Regions from separate parts of the Homo sapiens genome. Here region 1 is linked to region 2. Evidence: read pairs that join two places in POLR2A ChIA-PET (ENCODE). Cell type or tissue: A673. All regions are shown on one strand.

Evidence for each region. ChIA-PET counts read pairs that join two places held together with the same protein. Peaks named below come from ENCODE experiments on the same cell type or tissue, not always from the same donor. Only the 100,000 strongest peaks of a DNase experiment are listed, where the experiment ranks them.
Region 1: POLR2A ChIA-PET joins it to region 2 with 7 read pairs; 3 of 35 experiments call an interaction of 5 or more read pairs at or near these places.

What each region holds. Positions count from the first base shown.
Region 1 is chr12:102,823,276-102,825,775 of GRCh38, forward strand. LINC00485 (long intergenic non-protein coding RNA 485) reads right to left here and starts at 1,124. Exons shown (of 5, transcript NR_033855.1): 1 at 1,021-1,124. RefSeq lists silencers at 1,216-1,510, 1,699-1,876. In A673, no CTCF peak of the experiment used is centred here; a DNase peak (open chromatin) is centred at 1,366; H3K27me3 peaks cover 2,500 bases.
Region 2 is chr12:101,971,447-101,973,946 of GRCh38, forward strand. No RefSeq gene overlaps it. Among named protein-coding and RNA genes, the nearest start is that of DRAM1-AS1, 8.5 kb to the left of the region's middle. In A673, no CTCF peak of the experiment used is centred here; no DNase peak of the experiment used is centred here.

The DNA.
Region 1 (2,500 bases), 850 kb after region 2:
TTTGCTGCAGAGATCATGTTGGTGTATTCTTTTATACTCCCCAAATGGTGTCTTTTTAGAGCATGCAGCACTTGCCTGAAGATATCAGGTGGTTGTTTTTTTCTGTCTTCAACTAAGTAGGTAAAGCCTAACTGAATATTTAGTTTTCAGATTTCCAGACACCCTTTTACAAACACTTCCTGCTTCTGATTCTAGTTCGGATACCCATAACCAACAGCAGTAATTTATATTCTAAATCCTTAAAGACAACAGCATGTCTGCATTCCCATTCTAATGCCCAACCAAGAAGAAAACTTGGTGGCCACCTTCCACCTTCCTCTATCTTCTCCCCACTGCCTAGTCCAGCCTCCCACTCTCTCTACGACGAGCCCTGAGTCCTTTGGGGGTTAACAGAGACCGAACACTTGGAAGCCATTGATCAAATGAATTAAAATATGCTTCCCAGAATTCCTCACTCATCCCCCCACACCCCTCCTCACACATACACAAAGAAAGGTCCAACTCTTTGAACAAAGGTTGCACTTGCAAAAAACTTCTTCAGTCTTGGAGAAACAGACTTTTTCATTGAGCTCTCCCCTGCACTTAAAACAGAAGCCAGTAGAAAAGACCAACCTGAAGCAGAAGGATCTCACACTCCCTCTCCACCTTCCACCAGAAGGAGAGAACCCCCAGGTCCCAACCCATCTGGGCCCTGGAGATTCAACCTTCTTCTCAGCTCTCTCCATGGGACCTGAAGATTGGCAGGTCTGGGAAGAAGGGAGGTGGGGAGTGTGAAGACCTACCAGTGGCTGGGGAAAGGGGAAGCGCGATGGATGAGTGAGTTTCACATCTGGCTAACCTCTTTCCTCGAAGAACCAAGTTAGAAAGAGCGTGGAGAAGGGATAGGGAGGGGAAAGTGGATGAGGACTGCTCTTATTATGCTGGGAAACCTCAGTTTCACTGTACAGTGAGGCCTCTCATACGTCTCTGGTCTCTCTCTCTCATTTGTGAGCAAACAAGAGTTCTCAAAGGAAGTGGTACCTGAACGACGTGGGATACTTTGAAAGCAGGCCTTCACCCTCCATCTCCGGGGGCTCCGCGGCCGCCTCCTCCCCGCTGTCTGAGCGCTGCCTCTCGGGCGCAGTAGCTGAGCTCCCAGAGAGGGACGGACCTAGATCTTCATCGGGCGCCCCTTTCTCATCTCTCGGGCTCTGACTCCTCTTGGGGTGCTTAGTTCAAGGCTGGACAGCCTAGAAGACACCCACCAAGTGTGGGTGGGGAAGAAGCAGAGCAAGGGCAGGCCGACCCGATCTGCAGCCACACTCCTTGTCCTCCGGGTGAAACTGCAGACCGCACAGCGCTGGGAGGACACATGGGCCACAGGGCGGGAGCTGTCCGTGGTTCTGGCCGGCGTCGACCCGTGGGTATTTAAGGGTTGGGGCAGCCCGCCTACCTTCTGCTAAACCGCAGGGAGGAGTCGGGGGCTGCAGAACCTGGATTGGTTTTAATTAACCCACGCGCAGGCAAGGTCTGAGAGCCGCGTTTCTGCGCCCTTTGCAGCGCAAATCACCGCTGGTGAGAATCTGAAGGTTTCTTTTCGGTTTCTCCGTCAGTGCCATTTCTCTTTGAGGACGTAGAAAACTTTATTCGGATACGTCTCATGTTCTCTTTTCACCTATCCCCCAGAATTTGTCCACCACCGCCCCACTTCTCTCCAGTTCTCTCCCCTGCCCCACAAACAAATCTAGGTGGAAAAGCGCAAGGTGAGGGCTGCAGTAGCCAAATGGTCATTCCCAGCTTCACTCCTGATCTCTAGGCAGTCCTGCTGGCCTTGGGGATTCTGAGGCAAACTGGGGATGGGACTGGTTTTAAACCCACCGTCCCCGCCTGTATGTTGACGGGATGCCACTTTAAGTTCATCAAATATAAACTAAATTTTTGGAACGATGAGGGTTGAATCTCTTGAAATGAATGGAGCATGTTTCTGGTTCCAGCTAAGCTGGTTCTAAGCCAGGACTGATGAGTGGAAGGCGTTCCTTTTCAGGTTGGAGAGTTCCTGGGGAGGGAAGAGAAAAGGAGGTCGAGGAATCCAGCGGTGCTTAGGCAAAAAGACTAATATCCTAAATCAACTCCACAGGGTGGAGCAATAGAGGTTCTGCTGCATCGCCCTTGCAGTAATCATTTTAATGTGTCTAGTCTTTCACTGAGCCCAAATAAAATATTTATTTTATTTTCAATTAAAAACTTGTGGAATTAAGCCCGAAAAGTGCAATAATTTGAGTTTTAAAACCTTGTATATTAACGGATTATCTTTCCCCCTCCTCAAACTATACACCTGGTGGCAGATTTTGGCAACTTTTATTTTACAATCCTTTAATGAGTGGGGATGGAGCAGTATTCCTGGAGCAATAGGGTGCTTTCTTTTCACTTCCTCATATTTGAAGGACTGGTTTGTCTTGCCCTATTTTGCAAGAATTTTTGATTCTACCTCCAAATTGGCTTTTTCTGTAGGCTGCAGTGT
Region 2 (2,500 bases):
ATCCTGAGCAAAAAGAAGAAAATTGGAGGAATCACATTACCTGACTGTAAATTATAATACAAAGCTATAGTAACCAAAAGAGTGTGGTATTGGCATAAAAACAGACAAATAGACCAATGGAGCTGAATAGAGAACACAGAAAGAAATCCATACATCTACAGTGAACTCATTTGCAATGAAAGTGTCAAGAACATACACTGGGGAAAGTACGGCCTCTTCAAAAAATGGTGCTTGAAAAACTGGATATCCATATGCAGAAGAATGAAACTAGACTCCTATTTCTTACCATGTACAAAAATCAAATCACATGGATTAAAGCCTTAAATCTAAGACCTGAAACTATGAAAATACTAGAAGAAAACATTGGGAAAACACTTTAGGACATTGGTCTGGGCAAAGATTTATTGAGTAAGACCTTAAAAGCACAGTTAACCAAAGCAAGAAAAAAAAAAAAAAAAGGACAAATGGAATCACATCACACTAAAAAGCTTGTGCACATCAAGGGAAACAATCAACAAAGTGAAGAGATAACCCACAGAATGTGAGAAAATAGTTGCACACTATCTGTCTGACTAGGGATTAATAACCAGAATATATGAAGAGCTCAAACAACTCAATAGGAAAAAAAAAACAACCAATAATTCTTTTTTTTTTTCCCAAGACGGAGTTTCGCTCTTTTACCTGGGCTGGAGTGAAGTGGTACCATCTCGGCTCACTGCAACCTCCACCTCCTGAGTTCAACCGATTCTCCTGCGTCAGGCTCCTGAGTAGCTGGGACTATAGGTCCATGCCACCACACCTGGCTAAATTTTGTATTTTTAGTAGAGACAGGGTTTTACCATGTTGGCCAGGTTGGTCTCGAACTCCTGACCTCAGGTGATCCACCCGCCTCAGCCTCCTAAAGTGCTAGGATTATGGGCATGAGCCACTGTACCTGGCCATAATTGATTTTTAAAAAGGCGAAAGATCTGAATAAACATTTCTCAAGACATACGCATGGCCAATAGGTAAATAAAAAATGCTCAACATCACTAGTTATCAGAGAAATCCAAATCAAAACTATAATGTGATATCATCTCTCCATAAATGGCTTTTATCCAAAAGACAAACTATAAAAAATGCTGGTGAAGTTGTGGAGAAAGGCGAACTCTTGTATACTGTTGGTGTAAATGTAAATTAGTACAGCTACTATGGAGAACAGTATAACATTAAAAAAAATAAAAATAGTACTACCATATGACCCAGAAATCCCACTACTCTGTATATATCCAAAAGAAAGAAAATCAGTATATCAAAGAGATATCTGTACTCTCAGCAATATTCACAACAGCCAAGATATGGAATCAACCTAAGTGTACATCAGTGAATGAAAGGATAAAGAAAATGTGATCCTTATACACAATGGAATATTACTCAACCATAAAAAGTAAGATCCTGTCATTTGCAACAACATGGATGGAACTAGAGGACATTACGTTAAGTGAAATAAGCCAGGCACAGAAAAATAAATATTGCATTTCCTCACTCATGTGGGAGCTAAAAAAAAAAGACAACTCACGGAGACAGAGAGTAGAAGGATGGTTACCAGAGGCTGGGAAAGGTAACAGGCAGGGGTGGATAAAATGGGACTTGTTAATAAATACAAAAATACACTTAGATAAAGTGAATAAGAGCTAGTATTCAGTAGCATAATAGGGTGACTATAGTTAACAATAATTTATTGTATATTTAAAAATAACTAAAAAAAGTGGAACTAGAATGTTCCTAACACAAATAAGTGATAAATAGCTGAGGTGATGGATGCCCTAATTACCTGATTTGATCATTACACATTATATGCTGGTATCAAAACATCTCATGTATCCCATAAATATATATAACAATTATGAACTCATGAAAATAAATAAGTTAGCTTAAAAATGCTAGCTTTTTATAGGTCCTCAATATAGTGGAAAAAATGGTAAGCAGTAGGAATAAATATGTAATGCTAGAAAGAACCGAGAAATTTTTAAGGAGTGGGGCTGCTGGTAGCAATATTCCTTGTCTGTATTTGGACAAAAATGTTTGTGTTTTTGCAAGGCTGGGTTTGCTTTATTTAAATATAAACAAAAACAAAACAAAACAATTAAAAAAATAATAAATAAATATAAACAGCAACTATCTACATAAACTTTCACATACCTGTTGGAAAGAGGACAATTTCTCTAGAATTATACATCAGTCAAAAAAATTATTGTGTAATATAATTTACCTGTCTGTTTAAGCCATCCCATTGCAAAGCAGGGACACAGTCCTTGTGAATAAAAAGCAGACTAAAACAATTTTCACTTTCAAGTCAGTTCTTTCATAAAGGAATAAAACAGTGAAATCACAAAATTTCTTCATTCTCTTCCACCATATGGGTTTCTTTGAGGTTTAATAATATTATAAATAAAGCAGCACTGAGATGAAATACAAAACAGTGAACAACAATTTAGAAACATTTTGAAGGAGCAAGTAT